4 separate regions of the Mus musculus genome follow, and regions 1, 2 and 4 are each linked to region 3. A link is a loop called in an ENCODE intact Hi-C map of the cell type or tissue named here. Cell type or tissue: heart. All regions are shown on one strand. Region 1 overlaps Slc39a13 (solute carrier family 39 (metal ion transporter), member 13). Region 2 holds the start of Psmc3 (proteasome (prosome, macropain) 26S subunit, ATPase 3). Region 3 holds the start of Celf1 (CUGBP, Elav-like family member 1). Region 4 overlaps Celf1 (CUGBP, Elav-like family member 1).

Region 1 (2,500 bases), 120 kb after region 3:
ATTTTTCCATGACTTTATTAGCTCTTTCTCATTTTTTCTGGTTCACGAACTAACCTTTAGCAAGATCCACGCTGTTTTCTCACCAACTGAGTTCTGCCGTCTGCCCTGCTCCGTATGAAGCCCCACAGCCTTCAGTCTGCTGTGGTCTTGCCAGCCCTATTCTTGCTGCCCCAAGTGCTGAGGTTACAGGCATGTCCCACCATTCCCAGTTTTATGTGGCACTGGAATGGAACCTAGGATTTAGTATTTGTTAGGTACGAACTCTGCCAACTATAAGATACATTCCCCAGCCCCTAAATAGGTCTTAATGCATAACTTTTATCAGGATAGCGACTAGAGAGTCCGTGTATTTACCTGGATCCTGAGAACTCAGGTTATGCTGTGAGTGTGTCTATCGATAGCTCCATCTCCCTGGCCTGGGTGTCCTCATTTTACAGGTGCGATTGGGCAGCTGCGCTGAAAGTGCACTGTTGTGAGGGCACAGCAGGGATTCAAACCCATCAGTCACTTTTTTTTTTTTTTTTTTGACAAGGTCTTACAGGTAGTCTTGCTAGCCTGGAACTTTATGTAGACAAGGTTGGCCTGTGGCCCCTGAGATTAGTTTCAAGAGTGCTGGAATTTAAGCTGTGTGCCACCTTGTCTGGCCCATCATTCAACTTTCCAGCCAGCTGTTTTACCAGTGGCTTTGGCAACCTTTGAAAGGCCTTTCAAAGTTGTTAATCCTCAAAAAATTTCCACTTTATTGCCCAAAAGAGGCAAAAAAAAAAAAAAAGCACTGCTCCTTTCTTCTTCCCCTCCCCTTTCCCGAGCGGACATGACTACTGCAAGCTACAGGCATACCTCTGCAGGCCACCTTGCTCGCTCTCTAGCTTTCCCCTACCCATGTGCTGCCTGTCGATTATGGTGTGGCTCCATCTTGCTCCAGGCGCTCAGCAGCTAAAGTGTGATTTTTGTTCTCTGGCCTACATGTAGGTGTCCTGTCTTCCTAACCAGATGGGATTTACTCTTGGCCATGAAACAAGCGAGTGTAGGCACCACCCTCACCTTCCCTTCTCCCTCACAGCATCGCAGGATCCTCTTCTCTATCCCTTGAGGCTGAGTAAAGTGGTGGACAGGGACAGGGGTGGCCTGTGCTTATCAGCCTCCTGCAGGGCTCATGTGACAGGCAGGCAGCGGCAGCCCTCATTGAGCACCTGCTGACAGTAAAGACAGCTGGGCTTGGACCTTTTAGGCTTTGGTCCCTTATCTTAGGTCAGCTTAGGTGGAAGATCTCCCTCTTGACTATCTCCCTCTTGACTGTTGTGCTGATGGGACACTGGCAGCTGAGCATTCCCAGTTAAGGGCGTGGCAGATTCTGTTTCCCACCTACTTACTCTGGGCTCATCTGTGCACCACACAGATGGTTTGTCCCAACCAGTGAGCTGCTGAAGGCTGTTTATTGGTTGGGAAAAGTGGAGGATTCTCCTTCAGCTACCGATGGAGATGCAGTGCCCCCTGCTGTGTGAGGATAATGGTGCAGTCAGAGGAAGGGAGCTTGGTAAAGACCCTCTTCTCCAGCCCATGTTAGGGAAATGGGTGGTGTGGGGAGGCTCAAGTGAGACAGGGTCTTAAGTAGCGAAGGCTGGCCTTTTAACTCCAGATTCCTCTGCTGTCTCCATTCCTGGTTGCTGATATTACAGTCTGACACCACACCTAGCTTTCTTAAATGAACTACAATCTCACTGAAGTAAAAGGAGATGACTTTGTAGCTCTAAGTCCCCAGGTGAGAACTGTTAAAGGGGAACAGGGAAATAAATACCTTGGCTTTTTACATCCATAAGATCACCAATGGTGAGGAAGGCTCAAATTGGTGCTCAAGCATTACTGGGATAAAAAGCCAACAATGAAACATGGCAGGAAAATAGGAAACCATTTGAGATGCACAGCAAGTGTAACAGACCTGTCAAGAGCACTTAGGAAGAGCTGTTTGACAGCCCTAGTATGTGGAAGAGGCAGCCGGTCTAAGTAATTTATTTATATCTACAGAACAAGTATTTACAGATAAAGATGAGCCACAGCATAACTGCTGTGGATCAGTCAGACTCTTCAGTGGCCACATCTCTAACATCCACAGTTGAGCAGCAGGGCTGGAGTCTGGCTGTAGATTGGGCCAGCTGAGTACCTGGGTGTCAGCCAAGGGAAATAGTTGGGGATTATGGCTTCAGCATTCTTCCAGTTCACATTCCTGAGCACTGACAATGTGGAGCCCTCACCACCCCCATCTTACTCTTAACCCAAAGGACAAGGGCCCCTGAGCTGGAGAGGGCAGCAAGGCTCACTGTCTCTGCCTGGGGCATGCATGCCTGCTGGACCCTGTGCTGGCAGGAGCATCCCGGAGAGCTGTGCTGAGAGACGGCTAGCCTGGACTACTTGCTGACTTGCAGGCTGCTGTTTGGCAGCTGGAGGTGGTGAGAGCTGCCCGTGTGGCCAGGGAATATTTGTTGGGGAAACGTGCTAGCCA
Region 2 (2,500 bases), 110 kb after region 3:
ATTTCTGTAATTAACTAAACTAGTATCTAACATGACCATAAATGTCATTATTTATGGGTAACTAATTACTAACTTGCCTTTCAGATTATCCTAAACAGTTTGTAATAGCAGCTTTCAGGGACTAGAACTTGGGCTGCAGAGATGGCTCAGTAGGTAAGACTGCTCTTCTGAAAGTCCCAAGCAACCACATGGTGACTCACAACCACCCATAATGAGATCTGACACCCTCTTCTGGTTCATTTGAAGATCGCTACAGTGTACTTATTTATAATAATAAATAAATCTGCCAGTCAGTGGTGGCCTTTAATTTCAGAACTTGAGAGGCAGAGGCAGAGGCAGAGGCAGGTGAATTTCTGAATTCAAGCCAGCCTCGTCTATAGAGTGAGTTCCAGGACAGCCAGGGCTACACAGAGAAACCCTGTCTCGAAAAATCAAAATAAATAAATAAAATTTTTTAAAGGACTAGAACTTTACAGCACATGAGTTGTGTAGATATAATACTTTAAACAAGAGTAGAAACATATATACAGTACATTGTAACAAAAATAACTTCCCTATGTGGACAGTTAGATCTGCATTAATATTAGTAGAAGCAATGGTTTATCTGGGTTTTGTTAGGCTATTTTTGTTTAAGACTCACAGTGTGACCAGAATAGCTAGAAATACACTATGTAGCACAGGGTGGCCTTAATATGCAGCAATCCTTCTGCTTCATCTTTGCAGTGGCTCAGTGTCTGTGATGACAGGCATGTGCCATCAAACCTAGCAGTTTCTTTTCAACCTTTCTCTTTCTTTCTTTCTCTTTCTTTCTCTCTCTCTCTCTCTCTCTCTCTCTCTCTCTCTCTCTCTCTCTCTCTCTCTCTCTCTCTCTCTCTCTCTCTCTCTCTCTCTCTCTCTCTCTCCCTCTCCCCCCCCCCTCTTCCTCCCTCCCTTTTGTTTTTGGTTTTTGAGACAAGAGTTTCTTTGTGTAGCCTTAGCTCTCCTGGACTCACTCTAGACCAGGCTAACCTTAAACTCAGAGATCCGCCTACCTCTGCCTCCAGAGTTCTGGGACTAAAGGCATGCGCCACCACACTGGACATTTTGCAAATCCGTGAATTCCAAGTTTACCTGGGTTCTTAGATTGCACCGGCACCTGTGCAAACTCCTTTTCAGTTATCCGCCAGGCTAAAAACTGCATTTCCCGAAAGACTCCGCGGCTTTCTCCTGCCTCCCGCCTCTTCCGGTTGTGCAGCAAGCCCCGCCCCGCCTGTACGCCGGCCAATAGCAGCCCAGCCCTCGCTCCCGCACAAACCGGAGCAACCGGCGAGCCACGGGGCGGGCCCTGTAGCCTCGGTTTGGTTCGTGGAGTCCCAGCGGCAGATTCGCTCGGAGACGCGGACAGAACCCGTTCTGTCGCGTCAGGAATCGCGGGTGAAGTTCTCCACGGGTGGAGAGAAGACGTTGAGAAAGGCTGCGCTGGGCTCCCTCAGGGGCTCGTGCGCACTCCCAGTTTCGGCCTCTTCATGCAGGAAATGAATCTGCTGCCGACGCCCGAGAGTCCAGTGACTCGGCAGGAGAAGATGGCGACCGTGTGGGATGAAGCTGAGGTGAGTGTTGGGAGACCTGAGGGGCGTCCCAAAGTTTGGGCTATAAGGTTAGACGTTCTTGGAGGCCGGGAAAGGAGGTGGCTGGAAGGCCAGGTCCGGTCTGGACTGGTTGCAGAGCTTCTTGGGTTGTCCCGACTTCATCCTGCTGTTGGGTTAAGGAAGCAGGCGCTGAGGGGGCTGTGGGACCGTGGGATGGCAGCTCTGAGTTACAGTAAATAAGTACTTCTTCTCTTATTTGAACAGCAAGATGGCATTGGGGAGGAGGTGCTCAAGATGTCCACGGAAGAGATTGTCCAGCGCACACGGCTGTTAGACAGCGAGATCAAGGTGGGCTCCTGGCTCCGGTGCAGGCAGCGGAGTTCTCAGATCTCCATTTTACAGATGAGGAACCCGAGGCTCAGAGAGGGATGAATTCACACTCAAACCCATGGAAAATACCTAGCCCTGTCCCACAGCCGCTTTGTCAGGAGGTTTTCCCACTGGCCTCTTGTCCTGACCTCTGCAGTTTGGACATGTACAGGCTGGGCCTTCAGAAAGCCTGAGATCTGGTTGGATGGGTCTCCCGGGTAACCTGGACCTCATCTATTAGAGGGCTGTAATGAATGCAGGCTGAATCAGGGTTGAACATTGGTTTTCTCTTATCCCAGATCATGAAGAGTGAAGTATTGCGAGTCACCCATGAACTCCAAGCCATGAAAGACAAAATCAAAGAGAACAGTGAGAAAATCAAAGTGAACAAAACCCTGCCGTACCTTGTCTCCAATGTCATCGAGGTGTGTGTCTGTGTGTGGGAAGAGGAGGAGGCAGGAGGCTTGGAGACATCTAGGGATGGGGCCCATAGGGTAGAGTGTAAAAAGCAATGTTTAAGTCTGCAAAGACCTTAGAAGTGTCACAGATTTCTGCCATTTTCT
Region 3 (2,500 bases):
AAAAAAAAAAAACAAAAAACAACCAAAGCTTTACAGTACAATTTAGGTAATTTGATAATGAACAACCTAGGGGCTAATTGTTTTGATCTACATGATTGTTTGTGCCTCTAGCACAGGGGAAAACTCTTGGCTGCTGCTTGGGGCAGGGGTGGGGGCTGCCTTAGTGAGTGTGGTAGGGTAGGGTAGGGTATAACCGGCATTTGTGGATATATATTTTGCTTTAGGAAGCTAAGTGATAAAGAGAAATAATTGCCAACTCATGAGTAATTTGTAAATTGATGGAGCCCTGACCTCCCAGAACTAAGTTTTCTCAATCTGCATTTCATTGTCTCACATTTCACTGACTTTGTGTAATAAACAACACACTTAATGCGTGAATCCAGCTAGATGCAGGTTAGGAATACCGAATCCTAAAAGGGGGTGCTGGATTCGTAAAAAGTGTTTTAATTGTTATTTTTTTTCCCAAGAAGAGTAGGTTTGGACTGGGTAGTCTCTTAATAGAATACTTAAGAGCTTTCTGGTGCCGCAGGGATTTTTGCCAGATTGCGCATGCATGCAGTTGAACATCTCTGTACAGGCACTTCCCTAACTCTGAAAGCTTGCAACACACATTCCATCAGAAGGAAGGCCTGGATACAGTTGTCTGTATGCTGATGTGCAAAAAGAAAGGGTGTGCCCTGCGTCCAGTGTTAGCCAAGCACCCATCATTCATTCATTCATTCATTCATTCATTCATTCATTCATTCATTCATTCGATATTTATTATGTGTATTTTTCATTGCCAAGCTGCGTTGCTTGCCCGCCAGAGGTGCAGCTAGTGCGGTGCGCAGAGGCAAGAACTTCAGATTCCCAGGCCGGGGTCTTCCCTCCAGTGCAGCTCTGAGACAAAGAGATGCACCCCTACAGCTCCCAGGGCTGAGGGCTCCGCCCGCGGCCCCCAGGGTTTCAGAGCGACTGCTCCTTCACTCCCCGGCCGGAGGGGGCGCTGCAGCGCCGGCCCTCCGCCCGCCCCTGCGCGGCGCTCGGCTCGGCTCGGCGCTGGCGGGCGGCGCCGCGGTGGTACGTTCCCCTTCGCCGCCCGCCCCCTCCGCGGCGGCCCTCCCCGCCGGTGGTAGGTGCCGGAAGTGCCGCCATTTTGGGGTGTTCTGCTCTGGCGGCAGCGGCAGCGGCAGAGGCGGCGGCGGCGGCGGGACGCGGAGGCTCCCCCGGGATTCGGCCTCAGCAGCGAGGCAGCGGCGGCTGCGGAGGAGCAAGGCAGCAGCTGAGGCAGCGGCGGGCTCAGGTGCAGCCGCTGGTGAGTGCGGCGGCCGCAGGATAACGGGCCGCGGGATGAAGGGAGGGAAAGAGAGGGAGGCTGGAGGGAGGCGCCGCGGGGCGGGTCAGGTTCGGGCGGCTACGGGTCACAGGGCCCTCCGGGTGCGGTCGCTCCCGCTTCCCCGCACCCCGGGGACCAGGCCGCGGACTGCTCGGGACTCGGGGGCCCATTCGCGTCCGCCCGGCGCGTGCCCCTGCTCCCAGGGAGACCCGCCCTCCTCGTGGCCTGGCCCCGGCTCCCTTGCCCTTTGCCTCCACTCTCCCGGCCCCGAGGGCTTGCTTCCTGCACCGCACCCGAGTCCTCCTCTCCGGGTCCGCTGGGCGAGATCGCGGCTGTCTACCCGAGACGCCGCTTCCCTGACCCTGTCGCCCCACGTGTTCTTCGTGCCCACCCCCGGGGGTGTCCTAGATTCCCGCCCCTAGAAGGCAGCGCTCCTCTCGATCCTCCGGAGCTCTTGCAGTTCTCGCCCTGGGGCCGCTTTGGCTCGCCCTACCCCCCACATCAGGTGCTCGCTCGCCCAGTCAAGGCCTAGTAGCAGGGCTCGAATCTCGCACCCAGGAGCGGGGACGGCTCTGGAGGGTGCCTTCTTCGCTAGGTCCCAGGCTTTGGATTTAAAGTCGGTAGTGGTGTCTCGGTTGTGGTGGTTCTGACAGGATGTTGTTTTAATTTTCTCCGACCATTGCATATGCTTTTTAAGGAGCTTCTCATTGGTTTAGAGACTGATTCCGGGGAGAAAGTGTGAGATTTTGGTCAGAGCTTGGTTTAGCACAACAGAATCTCTTTCTGGTGCTCAGAGTTAATGCTGTATATAAAAGCTGTTGAACAGTTTTAAAGAGCATAGACTCTGTTGATAATGTCTGCATTGTTAGGAGGTTACAAACACCCTTTGCACACACTTAAAAGGAACTTAACCTTTAAAAGATCTCTTCTCTGTCTTCTAGTCTCTGAGTTGAAGAGGTTTGAATTGCACTTTTTCACTTTTTCCAGTTTGTTTCTTTTTAGATCCTTAGAATGACGGTGTCTTCAGATGGAATTGCTTAGAGTTCTTTTTGGTTTTGGCATTAACAAGTGTACTTGGAAAATCATGGAGGTTAGAATGGACCAACTGCAACGGCACTGATTTTTTTTTTCTCTCTATACTAGTTTTTATATTAGTAGTTTTATTGCCTGAGAGTGTGGTTTCTG
Region 4 (2,500 bases), 78 kb after region 3:
CCTGAAGCAGCCCTGCAGGGAAGCCCTAGGGTCCCTCTTCCCCTCCCCTCCCCTCGGCTCAGCCAGCTCACACCCGTGCTTCTTCCTACAGTCTCCACAGCAAAATGTGATGCTTTCAACTTTTTTGGGTTTTGTATTCTTTTGCCTTTTTGTTTTGAATTTTTCCTTTCCTACTAAGATTATGCCCAGAAAAAACAAGTTGTGCATGTTTCCTGCTGTTTCTTCACACCTTCGTATGTATCACCTTCACCTCTCTGTTTTCTATAGTTTGTGCAAAAACTGACTGATTTAAAGGGGTTTCAAAGAAGATGTTTTAAATTGTTATGGGGTTGATTTTTTTTCTCAAGATTGTATCGTTTTATTTTGAAGTGGCAACTTTCTCCTCTATTGCCCTTAGAGTGTTTGCCTGTGCACTTAGACTGTCACTCTTTGTGGTGGCCTCCAGGTCTCAGTGGGGGATCCAGGAGGCTGGCTGCTCTGCTCAGGGAGTACAGGGGGCCAGAGGCAGAAGCAGAACCAAAGGTGGCTGTGGGTAGGCAGGATGCTTAGGGCATCAAGGCTAGATCACGGAGGGAGGGAGGGCAGGCGGGCAGTACTTCTGATTACCCAGAGGAGGCCATCGGTGCACTGAGTGGCAATATACCTGCCTGCCTGCGCTTTCCCTAGGTGACAAGCACAATAAATACTACAGTCTTCACACTGTTTACAGCTCTGGGCACCAACCACCCCGCACTGGCTCTTCACTATGGCTCTGCTCTTACTTAGCTAATAGAGTTGGGGTAAGGGCAAGAAACTGTTTTTAAATTGGGTGAAGAGCCAGATAGCTACTGTTCCCGGGTGCCAGGCCAGCCAGTTCTTTGGTTTCCTAAGGGAAACTTACCCTCTTCTCTTGTAGCACCATCCAGCCTCAGGGTCTTGGGGACTTGGAAGAATGTGAATAGAGGAGGAGAGGCTAGAGGAAATGAGTAGACAGGGATGGATCTGTGAAGAGCAGAGGCTGCAGGGAGGATTTTTGACAGATCCCACTGAGACTTAAGCACTGGTGGGAGGGAAAGTGGAAGCAAGGTTGTCCAGGAAAGGGTGGCAAGGTGCAGCAAAGGATGGGGGTGGGGAGAGAAGCACGGTCTGGCATCATCCACTCTCTGCCTGGTGTTGAAGGAACTCCAGCACAGTTTCTGCTCTGGGACCCCTACAGGTTGCCCAATATATTATGCTTGAGGCCACCTTACTAGGAAGAAATGGCAGCCAAGTGGGGGACTTAAGTATGCTGCTTAAGGTCCTGGAAGGGGTGGTAGGATGCCAGCGCCTAGCATGAGAGAGCCTGCTGTGTGCCCACAGTCTGACTGCACAGAGCGCCTCTGTCGGCAGGAGGTGCTGCGGTCCCCTTCCTGTGTACTGAGAAGCTGGGCTTGCCAATATAGTTTGCTTTCGATTCCAAGAGGAGCTCTGGGAAAACCTGTGGATAAAACCAAATGCCAAATGTTGGACATTGTTTCCTTTTCCTTTTCTCTCTGATTGTTTTAATTGTTCCGTAGTGGTTTTAATGGATTTGAGACCCTGGAGCGGCAGCTGCCTTTCTGATTTCCAGCTGCTTTTTGTGAATAATTTAAAAAGAAAAAAAAAAGAAACTTTACATTTTGGAGACAAACCTGTGTGAGTTTTTTATTGGTACAAACGTTGTATTTAACACTAGGGGTTTTGTACAGTTTTTTGCCTTTTCTACTAGAAAACAATGTAAAGTGATTTCACAATGTGAAGAGAAAAAAATTGCCACTATGACCAAACGCACAGTCTGTTCTGCAGCAACAACGGGATTCAATCAACTCAAAGTCGTGATTCAGCCGTAGAAATGCTTTTCTTGACCTTGTTTGAGCTTTCCTTTTTTCCTGTTTGATTTATAAAAGATGTCTTTTGTGTGTGAACTTGTGTTGTACTCTGTAGAAAATTATGGATTTTGCTTTAATGGTTTTTAAAAAAAAAAAAGGGCAAGAAGAGCCCGTGTCGCTTTTCTTACCTAATCACAGTTTGTGTAGTGGATTAAAAAAAGAAAAAGTTGTTAAAAGTTTGGAGCAAGGGAGTATGTGTTTAAAAGGACTCTCCTTCCTTTTTGTGTGTGTTTCCTTTTGTCCCAATGGGGAACCTAAATCTGTTTTAATTGCACAGACACACAGACAAAAAGTCATTTTGTATCTGCCAAGTGTGGTACCTTCCTTTGTTTATTTGCTATTAAACTGTTTGAGAAGAACTGTTTGTCTTCTGCGTTGTCAATTGCCCGGGAAAGGGGGGGAGGGGAGGGGATGGGATGGGATGGGATGGGATGGGATGGGATGGGATGGGATGGGATGGGATGGGATGGGATGGGATGTGGGTGACTTCCATGCTGACAGAACCTATTGATAATTCAGCTGAAGTCACACAGAGCTCCCGAAGGAAAAGACAGTTTCTCTCTGGAATGCTAGTTGTGTGACATGTCTGCATTCTACAAAGTAACCATAATATG

What was found. Peaks named below come from ENCODE experiments on the same cell type or tissue, not always from the same donor. Only the 100,000 strongest peaks of a DNase experiment are listed, where the experiment ranks them.
Region 1: a loop joins it to region 3, with 4 times the contacts of the local background. A loop is called at or near these places in 10 of 42 quality-filtered maps.
Region 2: a loop joins it to region 3, with 6 times the contacts of the local background. A loop is called at or near these places in 10 of 42 quality-filtered maps.
Region 4: a loop joins it to region 3, with 2.1 times the contacts of the local background. A loop is called at or near these places in 4 of 42 quality-filtered maps.

Annotation. Positions count from the first base shown.
Region 1 is chr2:91,059,797-91,062,296 of GRCm38, forward strand. It overlaps Slc39a13 (solute carrier family 39 (metal ion transporter), member 13), which reads right to left. Exons shown (of 10, transcript NM_026721.3): 10 at 1,985-2,500. Among named protein-coding and RNA genes, the nearest start is that of Psmc3, 7.0 kb to the left of the region's middle. In heart, a CTCF peak has its summit at 1,506 (motif pointing left); a DNase peak (open chromatin) is centred at 2,295; H3K27ac peaks cover 203 bases.
Region 2 is chr2:91,052,743-91,055,242 of GRCm38, forward strand. It overlaps Psmc3 (proteasome (prosome, macropain) 26S subunit, ATPase 3), which reads left to right and starts at 1,274. Exons shown (of 12, transcript NM_008948.2): 1 at 1,274-1,589; 2 at 1,833-1,916; 3 at 2,237-2,362. The coding sequence starts at 1,506. It also overlaps Gm13778. In heart, CTCF peaks have their summits at 224 (motif pointing left) and 1,322; a DNase peak (open chromatin) is centred at 1,269; H3K4me3 peaks cover 2,041 bases; H3K27ac peaks cover 1,905 bases.
Region 3 is chr2:90,939,348-90,941,847 of GRCm38, forward strand. Celf1 (CUGBP, Elav-like family member 1) reads left to right here and starts at 1,050. Exons shown (of 14, transcript NM_198683.2): 1 at 1,050-1,294. In heart, a CTCF peak has its summit at 954; DNase peaks (open chromatin) are centred at 1,084, 1,634 and 1,654; H3K4me3 peaks cover 2,213 bases; H3K27ac peaks cover 1,781 bases.
Region 4 is chr2:91,017,253-91,019,752 of GRCm38, forward strand. Celf1 (CUGBP, Elav-like family member 1) reads left to right here. Exons shown (of 14, transcript NM_198683.2): 14 at 1-2,245. Among named protein-coding and RNA genes, the nearest start is that of Gm13777, 13 kb to the right of the region's middle. In heart, a CTCF peak has its summit at 1,367; a DNase peak (open chromatin) is centred at 1,359.